2 separate regions of the Mus musculus genome follow, and region 2 is linked to region 1. A link is a loop called in an ENCODE intact Hi-C map of the cell type or tissue named here. Cell type or tissue: left cerebral cortex. All regions are shown on one strand.

Region 1 (8,000 bases):
CTCTATCACAGGGCCAGGAGAAAGGGGAGTGGAGCAAGCCTGTAATACTTAGAGGCTCGACTCCCCGGGGACCTGCCCTCAATTGCTGAAAGAGCCTGACCTCTGACAAGAACCAACGATTTCAGCAGTAATTAATAAAACTGTCAAATTAATTAACCCAAGTCTTTGTTCACAGGGGAAAAAAAAATGAAACATCTATTACCAATACTGCTGTTTATCAGTTGTAGAACAAACTCTTTGACTCAGACTGTCACCACTGGGACACAGGGTCACTACAGACTGGTGTCTCTAAGGAAGGTCCTACCTAGTAGACTGCCCATGCTTGTTAATAAGCCTTAGTGTACCGTGTCCTTTGATGACATGACCAGTGGATTAACAGGGCTCTACAACCTAATGGTATTTCTAACGGAGACAGACAGGCCTAAGAATCCCACCCTGTATCACTCACAGTTCCCAGAATGCCTTTCAGAGATCCCTTTGAATTACTGTAATGAAACACTGAGCTAATGCTGCAGGATTTAATTAAACTATTTAGTAAATGGCTCAGGTTAAGGCAGTGGTTCCTGCACCCTTGACTATAAAGGCTGAGTCCTACAAATGCCCACATATACATTTCCATGCTATCTCTTTAGAGGCTTCAGAACTATTTTCTTACACCTAGGCTAGCTTTTATTCCATTTAGAATAATTACCTCCCATCCCATTTCTGACGTTCAAGAAAAACAAGACACTTAATTGACCACAGAGGCTCTCAAGGGCACAGACTTCAGAGGCTCTGCTGGGCTCTCAGCTTCAGCTGATGTAATCTGCTATGAGAAGCTGGGTTCTATTTTTAAATCCTACCCTCTTACTCTACCTTCAAAGGGCACATATATCACACACTAACCTCACTCATAAAATACCGCGTGGTACTAGGGTGAACCATGATGTGAGGAGGAGCCTCCTACAGTACAGGGACAAGCAGCCCCACCTACATAAATCCACCCTTGGGTTCCTACGAGGTAGCCTGGAGAGCTGCTCCATGTGGCCCTGACTCTCCATATATCTCTTTTCTCCGAGTCATTTTGACAAGGAGCAGATGACTAGCAGGGCTCTTGCAGAGGGCTAGGAGCAAGCTTTGGTCTCTGTGTCCTCAGTTCTCTGACAGGAACACTTAGTCACAACTCCTAATGTTGATGTGCGGAGCCATCTCTAGCCCCTGGGCTTCAGAGAGTGCCAGATCATTTGCTTTGTTTTATGTGAAACTTTCACTCACCAGCTCTGTCTTGCGCACTCGTGACTGTGCTGTATAAAAGGTTTCAAGACATTTGAGAAATGCTAGGGGGGGAAATTAACCCAATGTTGGAGGTGAAAATTCCCTTCCAATTTGACTTTCATTTATGTTTATTCTGGCTTTGTAATCAAAGTGACGCTTTACTGAGTCTACCAGAGGTCAGACTGTGTTTCTCTCTGGTCTTCATCCTGCCAGGACCCAGGTGTGCCATATTTTATTTGGTTTCTACTCTTCTGCTCCCTGTTCTAACATGACATCTGACTGAGTTGTGAACACAAATTTTGTAACACCCATCCCTTTCTCAACACTTTTTCCACTCCCTCCTTACAGATTTGTGTGTGTGTGTGTGTGTGTGTGTGTGTGTGTGTGTGTGTGTGTGTATTTTGTACTTTCAAATGGAGTCAGACAGGTCTAAGAATCCCACCATATATCACTCACAGATCCTAGAAGGCCTAGAATATGTTTGCGTGTGCGCGCGTACACGCATTCGCGCATGTGCATGTGTGTCTGTGTATCTATATCTCTTTCTCTAGTCTTGCTTGTCTCTCAGGCCATGTTGCTTAGGCACCTATGTCTCTACATTTACATCACTTGATGCTGCTTCTAGGAGTTCTATTGCTTCTACCTCGGGCCTTTGCCCACATTGACTCCTCAGCTAACCACTGCTGTTTCCCACCCCTCTGTCCAGGTCCTTTCTATTTGTCTTGGTTTCTTTTCTGTTGACAAAAGCAACTGTATGGCGGATGGGTTTCTTTTAGCTTATTGTTCAAGGCACAGCCTATCATAAAAGCAAATCAAGGCGGCAGGAGCTTGAAGTAGCTGGTCATATTGCTCTCACAGGCAGAAGAAAATCGTCTGCTCTCTCAACTCTCCCTCTTTTCTTCATTCACTCCAGGACCCAAGCCATGAAATGGTTCAGTCTACAATTAAGATGGGTCTCCCCACATCAATGAATGTAATTAAGATAACACTATCTTGTCAGGCTCAGCCCAGAGACCAGCTCCTAGGTGATTCTAGACGTCAAGTTGACAAACAAGAACTACCATACTATTGTTCATTCTTTGTTATTGTTGGGGGGAGGGGTGCTGCCTCATCTGGGATGCCCTGTCTAGATTTTTTATTTGTAGTACTATTTCAACTCAGATGACCATTCAACACACTGCCTCCTGTTTACTTGTCTCATGCCCAAATGATCACACGAGACAGGAGCTACACTCCTCTGTGGTAGCTGGCATGTAACTGGGCTTCAATATCATTTGTTGACTATGCAAATGAATGAATGGACACATTCTGAAAATTCCAAATAGGGGGTCATAACCATGAAAGTAAAAATTAGAACTTTGTCTCCTCTAGAATACGTGAAGTCCTGGCTTTATCAGCTGCACTGGGGAGGAGGAGGTAAAGCTGAGGAGACAATGCCTTACAGACACACCTTGAGTCTTTGAGGCCAGTGACTTAGGTAACACACTCCTGGGAGATAAACAGAGACTCTATTTAAGATGGGATCTCACCTGCACAGGACTCTAAAGCTAACGTAGAGTTAATTTGCAAATACACTGTAGCAGAACCGAAAACTTGCATTTTAGAGCATTCCAGAGACAGCAGCAAACCACACAGTCCTGCTTTTTGTTTTTACCTGAGCAATCACATATGCTGATTTCCAAGGCACCAGGAGGTCACCTACATGCAATGGGGATGGTAAGTGATCTAAGGAGAGGTCCTCTGGCCCCTTAGACTCTGCCTGGAAGACTTGCCATGTAAGTGCCAACTTGGGGCTGGGCACAGGACTGACTCTGGGGTTAGGCTCTGGAGAGAACCAATGCAGTCTCCTGTTCTCCTCGAGTCAAGAATAACCAAAAATTACGCTTGAAGATCACTCTTCTCTCAAAAATATTCTATCCCCAAGTCCAAGTTCACCACATCCAGCTATTAAATTGAATCCAGCACACACAGGATTAGGGGGGGCAGGCACAGCTTCAGCTACTACTTCGCAGTAAAGGATTCAAAATAAAAACCAAACCTACCCATATTTTCCAGGATGGAGATTGATGGCATTAAACGATGGCAAATGTTTCTATGTTCAAACCAAATGACGAAGAACTTGGTTTCTGTTTCAGTCTTAAACAGCTAGCAACCACCTCCCACCAAACAAAACCAGATAAACACAAACACCCACAAAATTCTTTGGCCTTCCAGAATAACTGTTTTCTTGTCCTGGCACACTGGAGGGACCCAGAAACTCTGCACTGAACAAAGGGCTTGCAAGCAGGTGTTACTATGAAACTGCCTGTGCCACTTCTAGGTATACTGTTTGACTTCCTTTGTCTCTTGGTGGGGAAATTGTATCTATTTTCAAAGATTCTGGCTTCCATTTCCTTGTTCGACCTCAGGTTAGCTACCTACCATGGGTCTTTCTACAAAAGAAAAAAAAATGTGTGTTGATTATGGTAAACATTAAGGCTGCACGTCATCAGCAATGTGCTCTGGAGTCAGTTTTTTTTTTTTCTCTCATTCTTTCTTTTTCCTAATACCAATTCCACCCCCATTATCCTCAATCCCCAAATAAAATACTAATGACAAAATAAATGACTGGCCTAATTACGAAGTCAGAAAACTTGCAAAACAGCCTGGGGTCACCAGCATCTAGTTACCGAACCAAAAACATTTGATTTGTTTACTACCATGACGTCTGATATTTTTTTTCTCTTTCAAAGGATGAATGAGTTCCATTTACATCTTCTTCGAAGATGAGATAAACTTCACAGTCTCACCTCTGCCTGGGCAGCCAGCCTGCCTTTCAGAGAAGGCTTATGCTGACATGTTAAAAAAAAAAAAAAAAAAAAAAAAGGAGAGAAAATGAGGCTGGTTCCCTTCACAGGGAGGGAGTCTGAACTACAAACCAAGAAAAACTTCCAGAGGAATTTCTGTTGCTCTAGTACCTAGGTCAAGAAGCAGTGACCACTGTCTTGAACAAGAGAAGCTCTTTTGGTCTGTTCCTTGACTCCCGGCTCAACCTTCTACATACCAGCCAGGGTTCCAGGTTCATAGTTCCAAAGTGATGTCCCTAAAAAGGAGTCTAAGCCTTTTAAACAACATTTCTAATTATGAATGGATCAGTTGAAGTGACTAAGGGAGTTGACACAATATTATGCCAAGCCCAACATTTGGCCCCTTTTTTTCTTTTATGCCCTAAAACACACTCAGTTGCCCAAACAAAGAACTACCAAGATTGTACAAACCACTACAGAATCAGGCCACATGTTCACATGTTCAGTGTACGGCTGCCACCCAGTGGTAGGTTGGATTCCTGTGGACAAAAGGCTCCGACTGGCTACATTAACACAATGTAATTTTTCTTCTTATTTTTTTCTTTTTTAAGGAACCGAAGATTATTATTCCTCAGGAAAATTAAACAGAATATTCATTTTCTTTTGCTCTAATGTTGCTCAGAGAAATTTCTGAAGGGATCAATAGCAGGGAGAGTCAATACCATTCTAGCTAACCACACAACTATATCCCAGAGCCTCTGAATATGTCATAAAAGAACTGTTATTGTTTTGCTGGTTTCAACATGAATCATCAATTAGAAAGACTTGTTAAACAGCCTAGTTTCACTTTCTAGATGTATGTGCTCTGGATTTTTAGTTATGCATGAAGAGACATCTACAAGTGACAACCTTATAAAAAAAAGTGCACATTATATGAAAATCTGACTTCAATTAAAACCAGCTACAAAATCCCAGCAATTTCCAGCTGTCTCCTCTCTTATCCTTAGAGAATTATATATCACATTAATTGCTATTCTGTCACATTTTTAAAAAAATGTCAGCAATGGTTAATTGTATCCTTGGTGCTTTTGAGTTATGTCTGTTTTACCAGAGGGATTCAAATCACACTTGGTTGCCTTCTAGCAAGGTGGCCATTTTGACAACCCTCAAAAAACTTCTTACCTTCCTGAACTTCTCCATTTGCTTGTAGAGGTCTGGATCAAGTTCCTGAGACACATCCTTCATCCACAACAACGCTCCTCTGTATTCTGTCCTGTACTGCTCCATGCGGTTCACTGTCAGCCAGGTATCAGAGATGGCCCGATGTCTAAAAGTTTCTACTTCTTGGTGAAATCGACACAAAGGGTTTCTCAAGGCCAACCTGTACAAGAGGGCATAGATATAATCATAAAACAAAGGAAAAGAACAGTTCCAAATTCTGATATTCTGCACGCATCATAAACCCATGAACTTAGACCACTGTCTAAAACGCACATGTCTTGTCAGGAGACAGATACTAATCAAAATGTGAGTGAAGGTGGGATCAACCAGAGATTGCCCACATTCTGATCCTTTCATTTTCAGTGAACTGGACCATTGGGAAGCACTCCATTTGTGTTGCTGGGCGGCCTCAGGCCTGGACAGTATTTATTTGAAGTTGCAACAAGCCCGTGTCAGTGAAGGATAGTCACAGCGTGGCCATTCCTGTTTCCATTCCTGGCTACTCCGTCTCTTCTGTTGCTGAATTTTGGGCCCTGTGTGGAGGGTGGAATGGGATAGGCATGACTTGGGTATCCTTGACCTGGCCACCTTTATTACACCTCAATCAAAACCTACAGTTTGTTCTAGTGGAAACAAGACTAAGGCTTGGACTTTTTCTTAAGTGAGTTGGGAAAGAAGAAAGCCACAGTTACTGAGGGTCTACAGTGTGTGTCAGTTTTTTCAGATAGGCTATATGATTCCATTGTCACAAATACAGGAAACCAGGGCTGGTGGTATCCAGCTTAATCCAGGCAGAGGACAGGCGTGTTAGAAGTTCAAGGTTGTCCTCAGCAGACCTGCCTACCTGAGATCCTGGCTTAAAAGAAAGAGAGGGAAAGAGAGAAAAGAAGAGAGGGAGGGAGGGAGGAAGAGAGGGTCAGAGCTTCATCTCCGTGGTTCAGGATTTGCCTGGCACTGGCAAAGACCTGGGTTCCTTCTCAAGCATTGCCAGTAAACAAAGAGCACGCCAAAATGAATGTATACTGTACAAGTGTAAAATTATCATGACAGTAACTGTTGGCCATAAAAACTGCCATTTATATATACATACATATATATATAAAGGAAAGCATACCATAACTTTAGGTAAAATATTTATTTGGGTTACAAAAGACTGCTTCTTCCATATTTGAAACCAGTGAAGCAATGTCAGATGACTTACATTTTGAAAACATTCTTTTTTCAAGCACTTGGTTTTATTTTGAGTTATCTCTGTTGTGGTGTGTGTCTGTGTGTGAATGTGGTGTGTGTCTGTGTGTGAATGTGGTGTGTGTCTGTGTGTGAATGTGGTGTGTGTCTGTGTGTGAATGTAGTTGTGTGTCTGTGTGTGAATGTAGGTGTGTGTCTGTGTGTGAATGTAGGTGTGTGTCTGTGTGTGAATGTGGTGTGTGTCTGTGTGTGAATGTAGGTGTGTGTCTGTGTGTGAATGTGGTGTGTGTCTGTGTGTGAATGTAGGCGCTCTTGGAGGCAAAAGATGTCAGGTTCCCTGAACTTGGAGATTTGGGTGGTTGTGAGCCACCTGGTGGTAAGAATCAAACTTGGGGACTTAGCAGGAACAATACACACTCTTAGCCACTAAACGGTCACGCCAGTCACATAAAACATATTCTCTATGAAGTTTCAGAACAAAGGTGAAAACATTAAACACAAGATAAATTATTTCGGATCCCATCTGCATGCAACATTACTGAGCCAAAGGGAACAGCGGTATTGGTAAGGTAAGCTGAAGTGAGATTCTGGTAGCTGCATTTGTGTCTCCAATGCCTTATAGGTCTGCAGTACTCTGAAATTATAAATGCTATAATAAATCTTAAGAAAAAGAAATATCTTTTCCTGTTTTGCCCAGGTTTCCTGTCACCTACAGGTATTGTTTTAAATGTAGATCACATCTATGATAGCAGCTAGTCCACACTGTCCTACCTAGATGTTAGAAGTCTTCTCAAAAAGTCATGTCTCTGTACCTTGAAATAAGTTTGGTTTTCATTTAATATGTGCTTTACATCCAGCATAACATGTGGCAGATGCAAAGCATCACCAGTGTGAAGGTTTATAGCATGGCGGATGTCTATGAAGGTTTATAGCATGGCGGACGTCTATTTGAAGATAAACAGTCCTCAGATGGCTCCCAGGGGATGCTGCTCACATTCTGACTCCTTTTCTCTTCCTTTAGATTTTGTCCACTTTCCTACATTTGCTGATGATGAATACTGTGAATAAACTACTCTCAACCCCTTGGAATGCAGGGCATTATGCAGATACCTTAAAATTACAATAACACGGCGTTTGAAAATTTAAAAAGGCACATACAAAACCTCATCTCTGCCACCACCCCATATAAATCAGAATGGCGACAGGCCATTCACTGGAGTCTAAGGGGTCTACATCAAAGAAAGCCATTCCTCCTAACTGGAAATATCATCCTTCAATGCAGGCTTGAATCTCCTTTCACTTATGAAAATCTACCCAGTGGGAATAGTTAACAAAATAACTAAAGGGCTACACCAAGATATTTATTCTTAGTAGGGAAAGTTAAATATTAGAGGGCCTAGATTCAAGTGGTTAAAAGTGAGTACTACTCTTGCAGAAGACCTGAACACACACACACACACACACACACACACACACACACACACACCACCCTTAAAACAAAAAATCAAGGAGGCTCAGGTTGAGTATATCAGAGCATTGCCCAGGTAATAG
Region 2 (8,000 bases), 450 kb before region 1:
ACAGAGGTCCTTGTTATAAACCAAATTGATTGCACACCCCCGTCTAAGACTTTGACCTTCTGAAATGGTAAGATCGGTACACCTAGTTTTTCTTTTTCATAAACTACCTGGCCTCAGGTGTTTAGTTATGTAAAATACACTGCCATATCTATCAGATGATGAATTTTTCTCCCTGGCATTCCTTTTTCATCTCTTTGCTATGGATAGTGTATCAAATTGTCCATAGTATATGTCATAGTATATGTCATAGTATATGTCATAGTATATGTCAGCTTGTCAGCCTGAGCCTTTCTGGTCTCCATAATCATAAGAAGTAAATCCCCATTCTTTGTAAACTACCTGGTCACCAGTAATCTGTTAAAGCATACTAGCATAAAATAGATCTTATATTAAACATAATACATACATAAAATAGACTAAGCTACCACCTTTAGTCTCTGAAAAGCAGTCGGTCAGCAAGTAAAGAAGGCAACATTGGTCATAGTTGTTAATGGGGAAATACGTCTAGACCCCAAAGAAAAGTGACTTGCATAGAACTAGAGATAAAATTAGGGGATATAGCTGAGGCATTAGGAATTATATGTTGTATTGTTATTGTTGTTGTTTTGTATTCTCCAGAGCAGGATAGCAGAAAAAGAAAGCTACCTTAGGAGAGAGGAGCTGGCCTGAGTGACAGACAGGAAAAGCAGGTGGCTGGATAAGATCCTGTGTTCGCGCTGCTGCTGCTGCTGCCGTGTGATGGGAATTCAGATTTGCAGGCTTGATGGAACAATATGCCTAGACTTTAGCAGAGTAGGTTTTCTTTGTCTCACTAATTTCACTTTCAGTTATTTATCTTTGAAACAGGAAACTGTAGCTTATAAAGATAATATAGTTAGTGTGGTTTTGTCACATGTATTTATATGTCTAATCTGGCTCCTGAAGGGAAATCATTGAATCACAAATCACACGACTCCAGGTGATTTAATTTTTATGTATTACTATTGAAATTATATATCTTACAGATTCTCTATAAAGGCTTTTAATTCTCTAAGATATTTACAACAATATTTATGAATCTTATCTGATAACTGTAAGCTATAATATGGAAAAATCTCAACCTTTCCCTTGTTCTATAATAATTTAATAAAGTATTTCCAAGGGTAAAGAAATGTCTTGGAGAAACTAGCTAGTATTTTATTGGTTTCAGTGTTTTCATGGACGTTGACAGGACTTATTCCCAAAGTTGCTTCATGAAGCCAGCACTTACAATCTTAAACATTAAGGTCAATATTTGATAATATTTTCTATATTTTCAATGGGTTATATAAGCATATGCCATTTATTTTGTGATCATTTTTATTATAATTTCAATGATTTAGCAATTTTGGTACTAGCAATATTGTTTTATATTCCCCTTTTTAAATTAATCTACAAGGCATTTCTCTGAAATTTTAAACTTAATGTTTTTTGAATTTGTTTGTCTTGATATTATCATGTGAATGCATACACACATTTGTGGTGTGTACATCTGTCAGTACAGGGGGCACATGGATGTTAGTTTGAAGACACCTTTTAGGAAAGTCTGTTTCATCTTTGGTCTTCTTAGGGAGTCAGGCTGCATACTCCAGGTTAGCTTGTCCACAAACTTCCTGGCAGTTCTTTCCCCACTTCCATCGCACAGCAGGAGTTCTGGGAGCACAGGTACACTCTGCTGCTTTCAGCTTTCACAGGGGTCCCAGGACTCAGGTCATCAGTCTGCCAGGCAAACACTTGCTTACTGAGCCACCTCACCTGCCTTGAAGTGTTTTTATTGTTGTTGTTTGTTTGTTTGAAGTCTTTAATTATATTACTAGAAATTTGTTTAGTACATATGAATTTTTCCTCTGCAGTGGATTTTGTGTTGACTGTTTGGTTAAGTTGAAATCATATGCTACCTTAAAATGTCAATTATTAAAAAGATCTTTTTTCAACTGAAGAATGACACCTCTTTCTTCATTTTATTATTTTAAATTGTTATTAGTGTAAAACATGTGTATGTGTGCATGTGTGTTTTGATGTGTGCACTGATGTGTATTTGTAGGTGCCTGGGTATGAGTATGTGTGCACATGTGTGCACTTGGAAGCCAGGAGTCAAACTCAGTTGCTGTCGTCAGGAGCCACCTTGGTTTTCAAAGTGTCACCCTAGTTGCTGGAGCTCACCAAGTTAGCTAGGTTGCCTGGTTAGGAAGTTCCAAGGAGGCTCTACTCCCCAGGTGTTGGTGAGTACCTGGTCTTTTTACATGGGTGCTGGGAATAACTTAGGTCCATTCTCATTCTTTCTTTGTAAGCATTTTCCATCTCTACTATCTTCCCAAGCTGTGAGATCTTTGTCTTTTTTTAAATTTAAACTATTGTTTTAATTTTGTAAGTGATCACCTGTAAGTATATCTGATATCACTCATGTGCCTGATGCCTGTAGAGGTTACAAGGCTTTTATCCCTTGGAACTGGAGTTATAGACAGTAAGTCACTATATGGGTCCTCAAAGCAGCAAGTACTATTAACCACTGAGCCATCCCTATAGCCTTTGTGAGAAGTCTTTTAACTACTGCTATTATCAACTGATCTGGATTGTTTGTTAAAACTATTGACTTAAGGAAGCTATTTTTGGACAGATTTTAACTAAAAGGAAAAGAGAGGGAAAAAAGCCAACCTTTGGTGACCTTCTGTACCTATGGGATAGCGCTATTAAGAAATTGGGAATTTGTCTACATGCTATCAGAACACTCCCAAGAAAGCTTCAGGCTTGATTTGCCGTGGAGAGAAGCACTGTTGCTCCCTGCCAAGCAAGCAGGCAACAGTTTGTTGTCATGAACATTTCTTCACATAGTTTATCTCATGTAGAGTTCTCAGGACCAGCCAACTTTGGGATTTGATTTATAACATACAATGGTTATGCTCCATCAGATAAGAAAGGATGTGGAGGAATCGACATCTGCTGACTCTGGTCTCTCTGGCTCTTTCTAGACTGAAATGATGGTTAATCTGATACTGTCCAATTGACTTTTGTTGCATGTTTTTCAGCCATGCCCTTTCCTTGTCACATTCATGCATTAAACTTCCTGAGTGTTTAGTCTCAGAGCTCGAACAGTCGGGCTCTTCATAGCCCTTGGCATTCACTTCTAAACCACATTCAGTTTTTCTGGCAGTGGAATTTCTGCCAACAGAATCTGACCCTCTTACACCACAGTCTTGAGTGAATTAGCTCTGCTCAGAGCATGTGCACTTCTGCAGGGACCATCAGTAGTAAATTTTGTTTTAAGTACACATCTTGGTAATAAGTGTGTCATCTTTAAATTTCAGCAGCATTTTGTACATAATATTTTATAGATGATATTTTATATTTAAATGGCAAGGACATGAATGATTGACATGGACCATTGACCTTTATATGGAACATGTGCAGATCATACAATAAATTAATAACTGATTTTATATCTTTTTTGCCCTGAAGTTGATGATACATATGGTCTTTAAAAAAAACTTTTCATTCATATATGCATGTATGAATGTATACATGTATGTATGTATGTATATGTATGTGTGTATACATGTATGTATGTATGTATATGTATGTGTGTATGTATGTGTGAGGGCATACACATGCCATGCATGTATGGGGAGGTAAGGGGACCTCTGTGGAAGTTGGTGGTTTCCTTCTCTTATGTAGATCCAGGGACTGAGCTCAGATCATCATGCATCATGCTTGGCGGCTTGTGCCTTCTGCTGAGTCATCTTCCAGACTGTGTGTGTGTGTGTGTGTGTGTGTGTAGAGGTTTGAATAGGAATGGCCCCTGTACTCACTTATTTGAACACTTGGTCCATAGGTATGGCCTTGTTGGAGAAGGTGTGGTTTTGTTGGAGGAACTGTGTTACGACAGTCTTTGAGGGCTCGTAAATTTAATCCAGTTCTCTTCCTGTTGGCTGTGGATCTAGATGTAGAACTCCCAGTTACCTTTCCAACACATGTCTGCCTGCATGCTGCCGTGGTTCCCACCATGAAGATAATGGACTGAACCTCTGAAACTGTAAGCCAGCCCCAGTTATAAGACTTCTTGTGGTCATAGTGTCTTTTCACAGCAATAGAAAGTCTACCTAACTAAGACTGTGTATATGTGAGATAGAGATAAGGTCCTGCTATGTAGCTAAGGTTAACCTAGAACCTACTATGTAGTAGAGGTTAATTAACTTAATTGCCCAGGCTGGCCTTAAGCTGACAGTATTTCTCCCAGTGATAGAATTGGAGCAATGTGCTTCCCTACTGACTTTGGTACATTTTTTAAAAACAAACAAAAAAACGAAAGTCAACCAGTAAAATAATGTGCTGTGATCTCTGATTTGGAAGTGACTAGCCTGTTGTTTGAATTTGATGAGAAAAGGTGTGGGTATTTTGATTCCATGCCATCATGAGAAAGTACATTTCTCCCTGGCTGTTAACCAGTATCAACAGTCTAAAAATCTATGGATCTCAAGTTGTGGCCTCATTTGCTTCCAGTAGGTCTCTCAGTGACTCATATATTCAAGCTCAATGAATACTCAATATTTTATGTTCATCTGAGTGTGTGTATATGTGTGTGTGTGGAGGGGGGCTTGGAGTCAGTTCAGAATAGTTGTTGCTGATCCTGGCCAACTGGTTTATCTGAATTGGTTCCATGTATTGGTTTCAGCCCAGACTTAGAATCGATGACATTCTCGTTCCTTTTAAGGACTCCCTGCTTTAGACATCCCATTTGAAATCTGTTAAGAACATCATAAGCTGGTCCCCGATTTATTGATTTTCCTGGGTCTCCGACTATGTAAAGTGTAGCCAGCCATGGCGTAAGCCGAGTAAGCTCTGAGTTCCCTCTCTCTGCTCCAACATGGATGCTAATTCTACACCTTGGTATGTTTCCTAGGAGGGGCTTTTCAAATTGACAAATGATGCCTCTTGCAGTCCACTGGGTCCCTGCCCCTTTTGATGTGCCTAACGGGAAAGCTAGCACCTTCTATACTAGTGAAGGTTATGTTTTCTGTTTTGTTTTGTTTTGACAGATTCATTATTGTCTAGCACTTTAGCTATTATTTTGTCTAAAAGAACCATTTAGCATGCATGTAAGTACATGTGCACCTGTGTGTATATGAACACACACACACACACACACACACACACACACACACACACACACACAGAAATATTAGTATGACATCAGGCTCTTCTGTTTTTTCTAAGGCAAGTTGCAACATTCCATCATTTCTAAAAGGCTTGTGAAATACAAGTACTCATCTTGAATGGCTTTCCTAAAGGTTACTTGTCTTCTGGCTTTCTGTTAGAGATTTCCTTTAAAAGCCAATGTGAAATCCAACTAGAAGAGTTATTGTGGCTTCTAGAGCAGCTTCAAATTGTGTTCCATATTCTTTTGTTGGGGAAGAAACATGTACCTGCTAGGACAAGTAAGGACAGGTTTTGTTGTTGTTACTGCTTTTTTGCCAGTGTCACCTTATATTCACATATGGATTTTATACTTAGCATGTAATACAGCTATGGTTATTTTAGCGCAGAGTGCTTTAACTTCTGAAGTGTCCAGCAGTAAACTACATGCAGGAGATGTTGTTTCCATCAGGAGCCTCTCGCGTTCTTCATGTGTTCTGGAATAAGCACTTGCAGTTTAAGTGAGACTTGGAGCTCTTCAACAGCTCAAGCAATTCTTGTTTAATGAGACCAAAAGTGTGTTTAGATAAATACTGATGCATCTCCAGGTTACCCTCACAAGTGTTGTTCAGAGGCCTTCTCTTTGGGGGAGTTTCTAGCATTACACTCTGTTTCTGGTGACTGTTCATTTGATTGTTAGAGTGTACAATTTGGAATCAGTTTTCTCCTACTCTTTGAATCCCAGGAATTGAACTCAGGTTGTAAGGCTTAGCAGCAAGCACCCACTAGCCATATCACTAGAATTCATTTTACTATTTTTAATAAGATAATATAGTTTGTGGCTTGTTTGTTTGGTGTGTATATATAAAAATTTATACATGTGCATGTGGAGAACAGAGGACAGCCTTAAGATGTCCATCATTCACCGTTTTGGGGGAGGAGGCAGGGACTCTCACTGGTTTGGGACACCCCAAGTAGGTTAGACTATGGGCAGCGAGGTTCAAGGGTCTGCCTGTCTCTGAGGCTGGCTGGGCTTACAGGTATACACCACCATAGCTGACTTTATATTGGTTCTGATAGCTATATCCCCAGTTGTACTTCAGTCCTCATGTGTCTTCCTTCATAAATTGTCACAGTAAGAGATGGCTCATTTATTATAAAAATGAGAACTGAAATTGTTACAGAAATTCAGTCAGAAGAGGATATACAAAAATATAGTTAAATTTTATATAAGCAAATGAGGAAGTGATTATATAAGAGCTAGTCATCCTCTCCCACTTATATTATTTTTTATGATTGAACCTAGATTTTACAGGCTGAGTTATTCATAGTTTGGCATTTGCTGCTGTTAGTACAGGGCCTGCACGCTGACTTGTACTCAGATTCCCATTAGCTGCTGCTTTGCATTTGTGGGTATCATCATCAATGCCCTCCTCAGAGTTTCCAGGAAGGAGCTATGTTTAGCATAGTTTCAGTGTTACATATTTTACTACATCTAATTTTTGAGTTTGCGTATTACATGTAGACTTCAGAACACAATGAAAGAATCCTAGAATGGAAGACAGGACACCTGGGTTTCATTTTCATTCATGACCATGAATGCTTATTGTTTTATATACAGAATCCTGAGCAGCAAGCCACACGGTGTGCTCATGTTGAAGAACAGTTACTCTCACCCATCTGAAAATTCACTACGTTAGCTATTGAGGAAAACCCCTTGATTCTTACTTGTATTGTTCTTTGTTCCTGCTGGAATATAAATCTTTTATGTGTTGTTGGAAGAAGTGAGGAGACACAGCAGAATTTCAAGATAATGCCATCTGCCAGTTTTCTACTTAACAGAATACTGAGTTTAAAAATTTTTTAAAAAAGCAACTTACTTCCAAACTTGCATCAATGACTGTTCATATAATCTAGTACAGCTGATTTATGTTATTTGCCAGAGATAATTACTATTGCCCACTAAAATAGTGATTAAAATCTGTTTGATGTTTATAATTGTTTTTGTATAGATTTTGAAAATGTGCTTTAAAATGAGAGTTCTCTAACAGAAATTCTGTAATTTCATTAATTACTGAATATATTCCTTTTACTATTTTACTGTTTTGAGACTTTCTACCTAAGTATATATTATAGTATATCCCGTGTGTGTGTGTGTGTGTGTGTGTGTACGCGCGTGTGTACCCAAGTATTTGTATCATTTCTGTGCCACCCTCTACCACCTCCAACTCCTTCCACGTAACCTAACTACCATGTTCTGACATCTGTGGGTAATAGGCATGCACATGGTATACATACATACATACATACATACATACATACATTCAGGAAAAACACACTTTAAAGGGGAGGTAGAAAGATTGTAAGAACTAGAGGAACAGGTGAGTATTCTTCAATAATATCTTCTAGACATGATAGAGATGCTGTACTCATGAACTCTAAACAATATGGCAGCCTATAGAAGACCTGCAGGTACTACACCAGTCAATATGCCAACAGGGATAGAAGCATAATTTCACATGATCTGGTCCCATCTCTAAATGAAGTGCTATAGGCAGTCAATTGTGATAGAGGAGGGAGAATTAGTTTTCTCTATGAATGAACCTAATACTTTTCCCAATACTAAGTAGCCAAGTGTAAAATGAACACAGACACATCCACAGTTGTGAAGTCAGAATATGGTAGTAGATCACCTGGAACTGCGAGTGTCAGATGATTGTTAACCATCACGTAGGCAGGCGCTCTGAGTTTCAAACGCAGGTCCTCTGTAAGAATAGCAGGTACTCTTAAATACCAAGCCATCCCTCCAGTCCCTTTATACCTCTCTTTTGATAAAAATGTTCTCTGAGCCT

What was found. A loop is a pair of places that touch in the nucleus more often than their neighbours do. Peaks named below come from ENCODE experiments on the same cell type or tissue, not always from the same donor. Only the 100,000 strongest peaks of a DNase experiment are listed, where the experiment ranks them.
Region 2: a loop joins it to region 1, with 4 times the contacts of the local background. A loop is called at or near these places in 28 of 42 quality-filtered maps.

Annotation. Positions count from the first base shown.
Region 1 is chr6:8,731,795-8,739,794 of GRCm38, forward strand. It overlaps Ica1 (islet cell autoantigen 1), which reads right to left. Exons shown (of 14, transcript NM_010492.3): 6 at 5,223-5,421. Among named protein-coding and RNA genes, the nearest start is that of Ica1, 43 kb to the right of the region's middle. In left cerebral cortex, CTCF peaks have their summits at 4,572 (motif pointing left), 6,861 (motif pointing left) and 7,060; DNase peaks (open chromatin) are centred at 4,556 and 6,825.
Region 2 is chr6:8,282,603-8,290,602 of GRCm38, forward strand. All of the region lies in intron 2 of Umad1 (UMAP1-MVP12 associated (UMA) domain containing 1), which reads left to right. Among named protein-coding and RNA genes, the nearest start is that of Umad1, 27 kb to the left of the region's middle. In left cerebral cortex, no CTCF peak of the experiment used is centred here; DNase peaks (open chromatin) are centred at 3,117, 6,166 and 6,595; H3K27ac peaks cover 1,363 bases.